3 separate regions of the Mus musculus genome follow, and all the other regions are linked to region 3. A link is a loop called in an ENCODE intact Hi-C map of the cell type or tissue named here. Cell type or tissue: left cerebral cortex. All regions are shown on one strand.

Region 1 (5,000 bases), 910 kb before region 3:
GGAGGTGACTATGGAAGGAATAGAGTCAGGTAGACACATGGAGGAACTAGAAAGATATAAAGAAAGGGGAACTATGTTAAGAATGGCTCAACCTTGATCCTTGTATGCGCAAGAACAGATAATTTAAAATTGACAGAAAGGCAAAATAAAATGATACAAATTCAGAGCAGATGGGAAATGGAACAGCAGTGTTTACATATTTGTGTGATGTTAACTGTGAACTTTATGCATGGAAAAGTCAACATCCATGAATCTAGAATCTTACATTCACAATATTTTATTGGATATCTTATAACTAATACTGTTGTCTTATATAATTGGTACATGAAGTTGGAAGGCAATATGATTATCTTTATCTTACACATGATTAGAGACTCGCTTGGTTTTGACAAATATAATACTCTCACTAGACCATACGTTGCTTTTTGCGATCCTTGGTTCATTTTCTCAGGTATGCTTTATGGCCTTTTGACGTATAATTTGAAATCGTTTTCTTTTCATTAAAGCTTCCAGAAGGATACTTTTCTGGCTGCTTTATGAAGAATTGCTTGCTTTCTTCTTTTAGGGACTTCCCTACTCACACGTGAGTTTAGTTTCCTTATGATTCAGCTGCTTGCTATCTCTCCTGTTCTTATTTCAGATGTCACACCTTCAGTCATCCTGCTGTAGCTCGTGGGTCATATCTGTTGAGTCTGGTCACTCCAGCAAGATAGTCTAATTCACTGTTCATTTTTGAAGAGATATTATGTTTTCAATTCTATCTAGAATTCTGTTCCTTCTTTGCTTGGTACACCTCCCTCCCAGAAGCTTCTATTGTTTAAGTTGCTTTTGAACTTTTTATATTTGTATTGATTTTCAAACTTTTTTTTCTTTTTCTTTTTCTTTTCCGTTTTTCCTTTCCTTTTCTTTTTTTTTTTTTCTTTGTAGAAACACTTGGGTTTGTGTCTTTATTTTCAGAAATATTTTGTTACGGACTTCCTGTTTTGTGAGCAGTGATTTCTGAAAGATCTTTACTCCTTTTAAGATAACATTGTATGATATTGGCCTTCATTGTTCTATGGTTGCTCTTTTTTTTTTTTTTTTTCTCATAAGCATAACTTTTAGGAGACAGTTTTATTTGGGGGGGGGGGAGGGATGTTGCTTTTTACCTTGATTGAGAAGTTCCTGGATGGCTTTAGGACCGTGTTCTGTTGACTTTGGGAAATGGTTGAAAGGCACGAACTACCCCGGCATCAACCCCAGCATACACAATCACAAACAAACCTCTAGTCATGGCTTGATTAAGGAAGAGAAAAGATAATCTCAAAATCGTTATGGAAACACAAAAGTTCCAAAATAGCCAAATCAATGCTAAGCAGTAAGAATGCTGCTTGGGCTATTACTACACCTGGTTAAAGTTATACCACGAGCCATCCTGAAGGAGGGACATTTTAAGAGTCAGAGGATGATGAAACTGGGAATGTCCCCATAGGTTCGTGAGTGTAAAAACTTGGTCCCCAGCTGGTGAAACTGTTTGTTGAAGGAGATGTGTCGGGCACAGGCTCTCCTGCCAATCTCTAGTTCTCTCCCTGCCTCCTGCTTAGGATGTTGAGATTTGAGCTCCCAGCTGTCCCTTTGCTCCACCATCATGGACTCTTGACAGTCTGGGATGGTCAGCACAATGAAATATTTTCTTCTGTAAGTTTCCTTGATCCTGGTGTTCTGTCACAGCAGTAGAAAAGTAACTAATGTTCACATGTATGGACATGTGCAGTAAAACAGCATTCGCCAGGCATTAAAACACTGTCAAGCACAGGAACAAGTCAGAGCTATGACTCCATACACAAGACATGGACAAGATCAAGCCAGCCAAAGAGCCTAGCACAGTTAGGGGACGGTCTCAAGAAATTCTCCATCCTCCCTCAGGAGCTATAGGCAACTAATGGCTGTTGGGGATGGACTGTTTGCTTTCCACAAAGAGGCCTCTGAGAGGCTGCTTATATTCTAATAGGTGGTCCTATATTCATTGATGTAGAGGCAGCACTAAGTAGACAATGTGGTTTTTAGAAAGAGCACATAAATTTAGGAGTAGAAAATGGTAAGGGAGAGGAGAGAGGAACTGGAGAGGGGGATCGAAATGAATGACATGGATTTATAAAATTCCCAAATAAAAAATTAAAGTCAGAAAACAAATGTGTAATTTCATCGTTCTTCTAACTTCAAAATATCCAGATGCAAATTAAGATGGCCACCATGTTACTAGGTGAAACAGTCCCTGCTCTTGCTACTGCGTCTGTGGTCCCTCATGGCCCCAGACATCACGTGGAGGGTGACTCTCTTTAGTTTTCCTTTTCCTTTCAGTTCTCTGGTATTCATCTTGCCAAGTTTCAGTTTTATTTTTAGCGATTGTATTTTAGAGTCAGGCCTTTTCTTGGACTAACCAGTCTTGGCTGGTTGGCAGGGATGGGGGTGGGGTGTGGGGTGAGGAGAGGAAGGATGCCTAAGCTGGCTGAGCCTATTTCTGAAGGATGTGGCCTCCCAAGCCACCAGCTCTACTCAGGTGGCTCAGTGAGTTCTTTCTTAAGTATCTCTATGTTGCTTTGTTAAACCCTAGTTTCCAAAGACAAAGCATTTTCCCAGTTTCTCTTGCTCCTGCTATTATTATCTTGCACACAGATGGGGAGTGTGCAGATTTACAGTTGTCTGGAATGTCTTAAGCATCCGCTGGCATTTTATAGTTTGTGGGAAATAGGAATCACGCACGAGAGTGACTGAGGTAGTAGCAATAGAAATATGACAATTATTAGCAATATCTTGCCATAAACCCACAATTCAGCTTATAATTTTCCTAAGTTCATAAAGCCATTTAAAATTCTGTGTTTTATTTCTGATTTTAAAACTAACTATATATTTTCAGATCAATCCTCCACTGAGTTTTCTTAGGATTTTATGCATTGTACACTCAAGTTTCCACTATGATAGCTGGCTGATGTCTCTCAGAATTGTCTCCATGATCAGCTGTTTAGGGTGAGGCCAATCACAGCACTGCATGCCATTGTGTGAGTTCTGACTATATTTACGGAATCGTTCAGTATTTATATTTCATGTTAAATAACTGCCTTTGGTGTTTCAAGTGTGTCTTTAAGTACACATACACTTATTTTTCATAAATAGTATTTAAAACACCTGAGTACACACATACACACACTTTACATTTCAAAAATAGCATCATTTCCTAAACTATAGCTTGTTAAAACTGGGTACATATATAGAGAAAGCTTGTCATTTAGTAGAGTCCTACTTTACAGTGGGTTAATGCTAGAAAAAGGGAATAAATTGTGATACTTAAGCAATGTAGCCAGAAATTGGTACTGTATCTCTTTAGCATCCTTTCGTTGGTGAATATTTGGAAAAAATAAGTTGAATTTTAACATGGGAAAATATTGTATTCATGAGCACATTACATATAAGAACCATGTATGTAAATGGCTATATTTATAATTCCAATTTCATATTTAAAACAAAACAAAAATACACAAGTCCAGCCACATAGGCATCTCTGAAGGGTGTAGAAAAACTAGAGAGAACGACCGTGTGAAGACTGTCCCTGCTGCGCCCTTCTCCCCTTCTGTATTCACAGTAGATGGAGCCACTTAACACTGACCCCCACACTCCACCCCACACTAACCTCCCGAAAAGTTACCCAACCCCGTAAGGATCCACAGAGTCATAGTACCACCTTGGAGATATTTCCAAGACTAGAGTTAGCCAAACGATTCTATTCCATGTTTATGCTCCATACTAGACACGGAAAAAAAAAAAAAAACACCCAAAAAACAAAAAAACAAACCATGATTGCCCAGGCACATCCCCGGTGTAGCCAGTGGGCCAGCCCAACCCAGTCGATGCCTTTTTCAGAATCAGCCTGTTCCTCAGCACTTGCCTGGCTTGTTAAGCAGCCTGGTATCTTCACCCATGGAGACAGCACTTGAATGGCAGGCACCGAGCCAGTGTTTACCCTGTGGGGCTCCTGAGGAGCACCGTATCTGTCAACACTTCCTATCACTCTCCCATTTATGCAAACCAATTCTCCCCACCCCCACTGTTTTTTTCCCCCTTTTGGCTTGATGCATTCATCGCCAGACTGCAGACACCTAGTTAATCCATTTAGAAGCTATCAGCTCTGTTCATCGGCTCATAAACCTATTACCTTGGAGGCGCAGTTCTGAGGGACACAGGTGCCAGGCCAGGACACAAAACCCAATTGAGCTGTGTAGCAGGCAGTGTGGGGCTCCTAATCACGATTCTGCCTGCACGGGGACCTCCCCGTGTTCCGCCGTAGCAGGCACTTTATTAAATATCGATTTAAATCACGTCCTTTAATCAAATCTGATAGAGGACCTTTTTCACCTTCGCCCCTTCTCAGTTCCTCCTCACCCTCCTTTTCCAATCAGCCGGTCTGGTGACATCCAGAGCCCAGGAATGAATAGTTAGCAAGCCTTTCCCCAGCAAAACCCTCTTCAGCAGTAATGAGGCATTTGTGGTAATCGGGTGATGAAATGTAAATGGCAGTAATGAGCACAATTACATCCACTAGGGAGCCATCGGCGTGGCTTCTTTCCTCAGATAGATGAGGGCTTTCTCTGCCATTGCAGGCTGAGACTTCTCGGGGCTGCTGGATGGAGGCGCGGGCTGGCAGGAGCGGGAGCCCAGAAGCCAAAGCGGTGGCCTTGAACTCCAGGCCAAGATGCGCATCTACCAGCGTCGTCTCCCCTCCTCCCTCTACTTCCTCCCAGGCACGCCAGCTGCGGGGCTTTCAAACCGCGCCCTCTTCCTGCTTGAGGAGCTCAAGGTGAGCCTTGGGCCTGATGGCTGCACGGAAAACCTCTCTACATGTCAGCAGAGCTCAAAGCCAAGAGGTGGGACGCTTGCCAGGGAACACAGGGGCCATGCTGCTGTTTGTGCAGGCTTTGTAGTCAAGCAAGGAGACCCGACAAGTATGCAGGCATCTCCCGGAAAGG
Region 2 (5,000 bases), 1.6 Mb before region 3:
TTTAGAAATGTAAATCCTAGGCCGCTCCCTAGACCTACTACAGTGCATAGCTTTATGTTAGCTTGACACAAACTCAAGTCATTTGAGAGAAGGAAGCCTCAAGTGAGAAAAGGACTCCATAAAATAGGGCTGTGGGGCATTTTCTGAACTGATGGTTACCCATTGTAGCTGGTGCCATCCCTGGGCTCTATAGGAAATGGTCCTGGGTTCTATAGGCAAACAGTCTGAGCAAGCCAGGGGAAGCAAGAAAGTAAACAGCACCCCTCCATGGCCTCTGCATCAGCTCTTGCCTCAAGATTCCTGTCTGGTTTGAGTGCCTGTGCTGACTTCTTTCAATGATGGACTATGGTATGTTTTGTCATAGCAATAGTAACCAAAACTATGACATTAAGTGAGTCAGAGACTCTGAATAAGTTCAGAAATTAGACTCTAAACCAGGCCTTCCATGGATTTGAAGCTCACACTCATGCCAGAGGTCACAGATGTAGCTGATCCCCATCACGTTGCCCAATGCACAGTCTTCCATATAAAGAAACAGCTATTCCCGTAATCAATCCTGATGTAGCAGTAGTTACAAAGGCCCATGATTTGGTCTGATCTAGGTTGGGCAGCAAGTTCTAGATGCCTTCTATGATATGTCTAACTCTCTAAGGGCTGGGGCCCTATTCCAGTTCTCATGATTATTCTCTATTGTGTCTTACAGGTAGACCTAGTCATGTGAATTTACTCCCATCTAGTGCTAAGGAGAGCAGAATCCATTAGTTTTTAGGGAAGGCAACAGGAATTAAGAATAAGTCAGTGTTAAATATTTTTACCAAGAAGCAAATGAATGACAAGCCAAGGTCATGAATTCATACACAGAGGAGATCATTTCTCTACTTACTCTATTCCATTGTTATTGAATATAAATACATTTGCATAGATGTTTTGCAATACTCAAAAACAATTAACGTGGAAATAAGTCAACATAGGCTCCTACTGGAATATCCAGCATGTTTGTTAATATCCACACTTAGAACTATTTGTCCTTTGATACATAGAATTCTCTTTAAAGTTAAAAGGATGTTTGCTCTGTATTAGGTGGGCCCAAAGTCTTAGTTTATAACTGGGAAAGTTCGACAGTTTTTCCTTATTGTTTTTAGAGGGGGTAGGCTTTCTGTCTTTCAACTCATAACATATAAATACTTCACATTGTTCTATTCTTGATGCCCCCCTCCAAACCACATTTGATAGCAGTTCAACTGTTCCTTGAAAATTTAAATTTACTGCATGTACCAGAGGGGTTGTATTCAAATCATCTTGTGCAACTCTTCGGTGAGCTCTTTGCTACCTCCTGGCTGTCATCTAAAGGAGAAAAGTAAGGCAACTTCTCCAGAGAGAACCGAGATGTTACTGTAGAGATGGCTGGTGTTTTGCAGAAAATTTCCGAGATATCCATCGGTCAAAATATCACTGACCAAATGCTTTTGAAGTGTTCACTCCATGGAGAGTACAGGCCCAGATATCATGCAGAAGCAGAGGCCAAAACAGTGCACGTGGTTGCACTTGTTATTATTCGTGGTAGCTTTGTGTTTGATAGCTTCTTCATTTCTAAGTCCATTTTTCAGTTGTTTTACCAAGATGTATTTGAAAGTTCAAAACCTGTATCTATAGCATAGAGGTTGAAGGCTCTTCATGTTCACCATGATGCTGTCATAAGAATAAAGCTAACACACTTGCTTAACACTGCAGGGGGTCTCTACATCTGTCCTTTGTAGATCTCTATTTTCTTGACTGGGTGTATGGGGAGTTATACAAGTTTCAAGATGCAGAGAGTGTGTAAGTCCTATCCATTAAACCTATAAGGTGGGAAAGGAAAGAATCATTATTTCCCTGTTAAAAAATCAACAGGAAATTGGAGTCTTTGCAATCACCAAACACATCCTCCAAGCCATGAAGCCTTCTCTAGTTAACCGAACCATGCTAAAGACCAGCTCTCTGGGATTCTATTGTAGAATTTGCACTATTTTCTGAAGTCCTTACTAACTAACTGACCAACCAACCAACCAACCAACCAACCAACCTAATTCGTTGAAATTCTGGTTAGCTGCCAAAATCCCATGGTTAGAGTTTACAGAACACATCAACATTGATGGAGTCCCCATCCTTCAGCTTTGTTTTTTGTTTTCCTACAGTTAAAGCAGGAAGATAAGGATTCTCGGGTAAGACCTCTTGAGCTGTTTTTGTTTTCTCTTTAGATCTTTGGACTATAGTTCTTCCAAAGGGGGAACTATAATGCTTGGAATTTTTTTTTTTTTGTAAGAAGATCCTACATGAGATGTGCTTTCGTTCTTTGTGCAATGTATATGAATCTACACAGTGGGGGAAAGAAAAGCAGCATTGTCCTCAAACAGAGCAACAGTGAAACCTAATTGTCAACCAGATTTGAAAAAGAAAGTCCAGGAAAAATGTCCAGGCCTACAAATGTGCTTGGTGTATCTCTTTTTCTCAGAACACTGGGCCTCTGACAGTAGATGGCAGTGTGAGATGGGGAATTTGAGACTTGGCAGTGATTTTTTTTTTTTTCTTGAAATAAGCCCGGTAAAATACTTTCTCTTCTTCTCTTTCTTTCTTCCATTCTTTTTAAAACTTGGAACCACTAAATTGAGTTTTCAGGCAGAGTTTTGTCTGGGTGCCAAGATCCCACCCTGGAAGGCTCTGGCAACCTACAGGTGAGGCTAAGCAAGGGTTCTGTTTGAAGTGGGGCTGTTGCCCTGCTCAGGAGCAAGATGGGAAGTATGTGTGCACAATTTATTGTCATACAGCCAAGCTAACTGCCACTCAACAGTCTTGGCAAGTCTGTACACCTCCCCGGTGAAGGCAGCTCCCCTCCCCTTCATGTTCCTCAGAAATTCATGCTGTTTAGGCCTAATACACAGAAGCCTTGATAAAGCCAAGGCACCAAAGCAGCTTCAGGGTTTCACTTAATCTTCACTCTCCTCAACCCCTTAAAAAATCTGAGGCAGGGAGAGAGGGGATTTCCAAATTGAAATCCGAATTAAATTACACTAGAAAAACGGTCACTGGATTTGAAATCATCCCTTTCCCAGTGCTCGCTCAAGTCAGGGATCCTACTCAGAAACTCAGAAATCATGAAACATACGAGCATATTAAAGCTGGTTATAACGTGTCTTCTTTAATAGTCTTAGTGTATTGGCAGGATGTGGAGTCTCTACTCACCTAGACTTGTGCAGAGCATCGTAGAAATAGGCTGTGTTTTAAACAGGATAGGGATAACTTAAACTATTTGATTTGCTAAATGATTCAGTTCATAAAAAGAGATTAATTTAATTAATCATTCTGATAGTGTCCTTACTTCACACGGTCATGACAGGATTTGAAAAGTGTATCTCATCCATGTTCCTGGCTTTAATGATTGTTTTGCTTTCTATTCTTCTGTGACAACTATACTTACTCAATTGTAGATGTCTTCTAGTCTAGTTTAATCTCAGTGCTTGTATGACAAAATGTCCATGGCTTAGCCATGTTAAGCTCCAGTTTCCCAATTGTTTGTTTGGAATAATGTCATATTTACTCCAGAGAGCCTGAGGTCGAGCACTGGTCATTCTGTCCAAATGTGCAATGAATATTATCCATTGGCATCAGGCAGAATTTGAAACATTATTGCTCCCTGTCCCTTTCAAAAATGGTGAATACTTAATCACCCTAGATGAAGAAAAGTCAAACAGGCAAATTTCATACTTAAGATGTGTTGCCTGCAAGAATAAGTGAAAGGAAAATCGAGATTGCCTTAAGATCACTTTATACTTAAGTGAGAAAACAGAATGTTATAGTCAAATCTCACCCACAGCTGGGAGTGTTTGAATATATGCATACACTTTGCATAACCAAGTCAACCAGTGCTTTGGTTACCAGGTGAGGAACAAGACTTTCAGGATGAAGGTAAAAACGGAGACATGAGAACAAACACAGTCATAAGCCACACCTTTGGTTTCATCTCATTTGGTGGGCACCTTTTAACCTGAGAGGCTGGGGGGTGAGAGCCTGGAAAAAGTAGGAAGTCTGGGGATGAAGACACTAACCACTAGCAGGTTGTGTAGCACAGTCCTGTAATCTTAGCACTCAGGAAGCTGATGCAGGGGGAATGCCAGGATTTGAAGCCAGTCTGGGATACAAAGTGAGTTGAAGGCCAGCATGGACTACATAGAAGATGATGTTTCCAAAGAGTATACCAACAAAGCAACGCCCCTAGCAATCTTTGTTTTGTTTTATTTTTATTTTTAGGAAGTTGTCTACATGGGGCCTCTATGTTAACCTGGATGGAGACTTGTTGAAAGATTGACAACCATGTCATGGTTGAATACCAGGATGCTAGGATGCTATTTCTTAAACTCATCACTTTTTACATTTCTGTACTCCCTTAAGTTATTCATTGTTTTATTAATATAAATAAAATGCTTTCCTCTTGTTTTGTGACTTTGACAAATTGCTACATAGCCTTGTGTACTTTCCCCAAGAAAACGGAAAGCAACACTCAGAATATTTCAAGATAAAACGACTTAGTACTCATGGCAGTTACTAGGTCAGTCGTAGGCACTTGGTAGGTCAGTGAATATAGCCAGGTGTGAAAAGCACCTTCCCAGTTAGTAATGATAGAATCAGACAATTATAGAATGCTACGCTTTAAAGAACCCCATAGCAACCAAAATTTCTTTTTCTTTTTTTTTCTGTTGTATATAAATTTTATTTATTTATTTATTTATAGATATTTCCTTTATATACATTTCAAATGCCATCCCGAATGTTCCCTATACCCTCCCTCCACCCTGCTCCCCTACCCACCCACTCCTGCTTCTTGGCTCTGGCATTCCCTTATACTGGGGCATATAAAGTTTGTAATACCAAGGGGCCTCTCTTCTCAGTGATGGCCGACTAGGCCATTCTTTTTCTTATAAAAGCAGAAGGTAATGACTTGATTGAGACTGCTGACATGGGTTCTA
Region 3 (5,000 bases):
TTTTTTTTTTCTTCTTCTTCTCTCCCATCCCGGTCTCATCACACCCCTCTCCAACCCCTCTCTCATGCGCCTTCAGAGTCCCTCTGGGGGGTTCAAGTTCATCTCGCGCCCTACCCTCGAGTTTCCTTTGGTGTGTTGAGCCACACTAAGATTCTTAACGCTTCCACTCAGGGCGCTTGTACCCCGAACTGATTTCGGGGTTCCAAGAAAGTGAAAAAACCATCAGCTAGAGAAGGGAGCCCAGATCCCTAAGGGGGAAAAACTGCTCTTAAAGAGTCACAGTAGAACCTAGCCCTGCCGGCAAAAGTCACCCTTAGTCTAGAAAACAAAGCTGTCTGGTCCTACATGGGGTTCCTGGGCCCCTCTCGGCGCACCACAGGAGTCCCCAGAGAAGCAGGGATATTGGTAGGGATGCCTGTCACCTGGTGTCCCAGGTTGGGAGTGGAGAGGGATAAAGGGAAAGACGGAGAGGAGAAAGGCGAAAAAACCCAGCATTTTAAAAGAAAAGGGGGAGGGAGCGGGTGACACTTCCCTCACGTAAACCCAGTTTCTAATTTCGAGTGAAGTCAGAATTTTTGCCTCTGCGCGCCCGCGAGCAGACGTTTTAGCCGGAACCCCTAGCTCCAAATGCCGAAAGGGGGGGGGGGGGAAGAAAGAAAGACAGACAGACAGACAGACAGACAGACAGACAGACAGAAAGAAAGAAAGAAAGAAAGAGAGAACAGCGAAAGTCAAGGCTACTACAGATTTGGATAATCACGGGCTTCCCACCCCTCCGTCACACCACTCGCTGATCAGCCCCTTTCAGTGGGGTATGAAAAAAAAAAAACCCACACACACACAACAGGCTGAGGCCATCCCTCCCCCACCCCCCGCACAAGCCGTTGGTTCTTTTTTCATGCCTCCCTGACTGTCCCAAAAGTTATGCTCTGAGGCTCTGGGTTTTAAAATGGGTTCCCAAGGGACGGCCCTCTCTCTGATCCCAGCGGACTATCGGCAACTGGAGACGATCGGCTGTCGCCCCAGGATTTTCAGGGTCCCGCCGCTAAGCACTGGCAGGTAGAAGGGGGATCCCTCCCCCGTCCCCGACTCCCAGAGGCCGGTAACGCACCCACACCCAACCACCACCACGGGGTGTGTCCACCCCGAAGCTCGGCGGGAGAAACTCCTTAGAACTTCAAGGACTATAGCAGCTAAAGAGTGACACCAAGGGCTGACGTGTGGGCTCCCAAGCCGAACGTGCTTTACAGGTCAGGGCGAAGTGTGTGCGCCCTTCTCCAAATGCAAGAAGGGAACGTCTTTAGGGAGAAAGAAAAGAATGAATGAAAAAGGGGGTATTAATGTCAGGGAGGGAGTGAAAGGGGGGACATGGTTTTATTTTCTTCCTGCTACTGTAGGCACCCCCAGGATCTCGCTCAAACACACCAGAGTGCACAGGCACGTGCCCAGTTGCCAGCTTTTTTTTTTTTTTTTTTTTTTTTAAATCCAAGCTCTTCTCTTCCTTCCACTCTCAGGCAGAACCAAAAGTAACCAGGAGAAAAGGGGAAAGAGTGGAACACGAGCTTCGAAAGACAAAAGTGAAAGAACCGAGATCCATGTCCACTATCTCCAGCGTCTCCCCTGTGCTATTCGGGCGACATGGAGGGGTGGGAGCTGCGCGGGTGTTAAGTTTGTCCCACTCGCATTTCGCGTGGAGAGAAGGAGGAGGAGGAGAGGGAGGGTCGATCTCCAAGCCTGTGGCCGCAAGGATGACTGAGTCGGCGCCGCGCTTACCTCGCAGTCTTCGTACTTGATATTATCCGTCAGTTTCCAAAGCATTTTCATGGATCGGCGTGATCGGATTTGCCCCTCTGCGCCTCGCACCCCAGCGGAGCTACTCTCTGGGTTAGCGCAAAGTGCGGGCTGCGGGCGGTGAGCAAAAGAGGAGGAGGGGGGGAGGAGGAGAGGAGGGCGAGGAGGAGGAGAAGGGTAGGAAGGGGGAGGAGGAGGTGGAGGTAGAGGAGGAGGAGGGCCAGGAGAAGGGCGAGGAGGGAGGAGGAGAGAAGGGTTAGAGAGCTCCCGTGTGCGCTCGGAGATCTCCCTCTAATGGTAGAAACTTTTCCCTTTTCCTGCTCCTCGCGAACAGCCTAATCGCCTCATTAGCATATCAACAATAGTCCAATTGCTCGCCAGGACCACAATCTGCCGCCGGCCGCTCCGACCCAGGTATAAAGGCCTCTTCTAGCCGCTAACTTGCTCCTAGAGCACTTGCCTGCATGCCAGCCTGCAAGCCCAACAACTCTTCCTAGAGCTCCAGCACCCTCCCTGTTCGAGCGTCCCCTATCCCCAATTTCATCTCTTTCCCCTTCGCCTGTCTTCGGGTCCTGCTAGCCAAAGATGCTTTGGATAAAGCTCTGTACTACGCAGGGTACCAGCGGCGGCGCCTAGGGACCAACTTTTAGTACCCCACCTCCCACTCTTACTACAACCGCCACTATCTGCCTTTCGTCCCCGTCCGATTTTATTAGAAATCATTATCCCTTTCGCAATGAACCGTAGCCACCAAACCAGGACCAGCAAAGTCACTCCAAGAATTTTGCCCAACTAGAGATCGCCTCCGCTCACGGCTGTTACCCCCTCGGGCTGCAGCGCCCTGGGAGTTTTATTAGCTTTGCGCTCCCCCCTCCCCCCAGGTTGGAGATTCTGCCAGCCGGCTCCGGTGGCTCGGTTGGGGTTTGCGATCTCTTAATTGCTACGTGTAAAATAAAAGTTGTACCCTGAAGAGGTTACTCGACAGATCCGGGGGTTAAATGATTTTCCTCCGGTTTGTATGAAGCTGAATCGGACTGACTATTCATCCGGGCGTTTGGACTGTAAGGTTTCCCAGGTGCAACGTGGACAACAACACAGAATTCGGATGGGGATGCACAACCCCTTCTGGAGTGAGCCAAACCGCAGACCCATGAGCTCCTGCGACTCTCCATGCGGTGTCGTACATGCATCAAAATAAAACATTAGGAACCAACTCTTCCTGTGCAAATCGGCTCCAGTTTTCCCAAGATTCTCCTTTTTAATTAAAGAAGGACGCGACCCTTTATGACTTGATGTTACTAACGCCGGCGTTTTGGCGGCGCAATGGCCGGCTGGTGAAGAACCTGAAGGCAGGAGACACCCCTTCCCCAAGTTGGCCACTCCTGACTCCGCCCAGGGGCTTACTCACTCCACCGGGACCCTTCCTCCCTTACTGCAATTATTCTAAAGTAAGATATTAAAAAAAAAAAAACACTAAAGACTTTAATGTGACACTCTGATATAGAGGGATTTCTCTGGCTGAGTTTTCCCACTAGCACTTTAAAAAATATTTTTATCTGTCTTTGTCCTGCTAATTGTGGATCAACGACAGCAGATCTCCTCAGAGACCTCTGGTTCATCTGATTCTTTTTTCTTTGGTTTTTCTTCCTTCTTTTCTTTCTTCTTTCCTTCCCCCCCCCCCACCCCAAATGTCCAGGCCTCCTCGATTTCCATAGTGAATCCCTCATGGGGAAGAAGACATCGGCAAATCCAAGTGTTTGCTAACAGGTGGAAGAAAAGCAAGAGAAGAGAACACCAGCCTCCACTCAAAACTGTAGAGGTGCAATTCTCCTTCCTGAAGACCCTGTCTAAGCTAGAGTCTCTTCCCCGAAAAGCCAGAGACAAGACCAGAGCTGACAAGTGAATTCAAAGTCTCAAGGCCCTGGGTAACCCCTAGAGATGCCTTTCCACATTTAAGTAGCACTTTGGCTGATAGGTGTAGGAACTTGGCTTCCCACTCTGCCCAGGAAAAAAAAAAAAGGTCAATTTCTAAGTAAAGCTCCGCAAGGTTTTTCCCCCAAGCTCAACTGACCTGTAAAAAGGCTTAAAACCTAGAGCTCAGTCTCTGGGAGGGGCCAGCACCTCCACTTTCCCCAGAGGCAGCCACAGCCCGGTGCCCTATGACCTGTAGGCCCGCTCCAAGGCCTCAAAGCAGGGGTTTTTACGTCCTGCGGGCTCGCCAGGGTGCTTGCGGGGAACTCGTAAGTTTCGCTTTCTTTTCCTTCAGTTGTGACCTAGGGGGAAGGCGCTTAAGGGGTTATTTGCTCTCTAACCCGACCCCCCCCCCAATCCCCTCCCCTGTCCCCGCAGCTCAGTGCCGGCGGATCTCTGGCTCCAAATCAGCTAAAGGCTACTAAACTGTAGTTATACTTCCGCCAAGGGCACCATTGACGTGTAGATTGGGCCTGCCAGCTCTGGGCGGCCGCAGTCGCGGCCCCGCAGTGTGGGCGCTGATGAAAGGCTGGGGAGAGCGGGTCGGTTGGGTAGCCCCTGAGCCTGGGAAGCACACGCTTGCCTGAGCTTCATTACCACAACTCGTCTCTTGCAGTCAGTTCTGCAGCTGGGCAGGGGCCGTGGTTCCCTTGGATAGGAGCCTAGAGTTAGAGCTGAGGATACAGGCCTGACCTGGGGGGAATGAACTATACCGAGGCAGGGACATCGGGAGTAACAAAGAAACATGGGTCGGAATGATCTTCTGTTCTCTGATTGTCAACATCCACCGAGATGAGCGATACCCAAGTGGCCAAGCCTGGTAGATCTGTTCCCATAGGTCTCAAAACCACTGGCCCTCAGCCCCAGATCCAGGCCCTACAGCCATTTGCCAACTGTAGGCTCTCCCCGCAGCAGGCCCTGACCTCCAGCCACATCTCTGTCTCTTTTCTTTAGTCACCCCTGGCTTTCAAAACCTAGCCTGAATCCCTAGAGGCCTGGTCCCAACCATAGCCCACTCTAGGCAGTGGGTACCTTCTCCTGCCGATTTCTTTAGAATTTAGCTATAACAGCATCAGGCTTCAGCACCCACAAAGAGTTAGGTACCCAGGGGGTGGGGAGAGAAGGGCGTAGGCTCTAGCGTTTGTGTTTGGTGTGAAACTTTCATCCTTAAACAAAGTCAGTTTAAGTTTGAGGAAGGAATATCATTTAACAGGTTTAACTAGAGGAAGAGTATAAAA

What was found. Peaks named below come from ENCODE experiments on the same cell type or tissue, not always from the same donor. Only the 100,000 strongest peaks of a DNase experiment are listed, where the experiment ranks them.
Region 1: it touches region 3 in a loop (2.1-fold over the local background); 2 of 42 quality-filtered maps call a loop at or near these places.
Region 2: it touches region 3 in a loop (5-fold over the local background); 8 of 42 quality-filtered maps call a loop at or near these places.

Annotation. Positions count from the first base shown.
Region 1 is chr13:39,819,576-39,824,575 of GRCm38, forward strand. It overlaps A230103O09Rik (RIKEN cDNA A230103O09 gene), which reads left to right and starts at 4,604. Exons shown (of 2, transcript NR_167690.1): 1 at 4,604-4,831. In left cerebral cortex, no CTCF peak of the experiment used is centred here; DNase peaks (open chromatin) are centred at 2,470, 2,607, 4,018 and 4,563; H3K4me3 peaks cover 878 bases.
Region 2 is chr13:39,181,273-39,186,272 of GRCm38, forward strand. No RefSeq gene overlaps it. Among named protein-coding and RNA genes, the nearest start is that of 5033403F01Rik, 220 kb to the left of the region's middle. In left cerebral cortex, a CTCF peak has its summit at 2,522 (motif pointing right); DNase peaks (open chromatin) are centred at 2,525 and 2,757.
Region 3 is chr13:40,731,897-40,736,896 of GRCm38, forward strand. Tfap2a (transcription factor AP-2, alpha) reads right to left here and starts at 1,899. Exons shown (of 7, transcript NM_011547.5): 1 at 1,774-1,899. The coding sequence starts at 1,824. It overlaps Gm26688 (predicted gene, 26688), which reads left to right. Exons shown (of 3, transcript NR_125899.1): 2 at 1,515-1,884; 3 at 2,126-3,266. In left cerebral cortex, a CTCF peak has its summit at 2,098; a DNase peak (open chromatin) is centred at 2,206; H3K4me3 peaks cover 330 bases.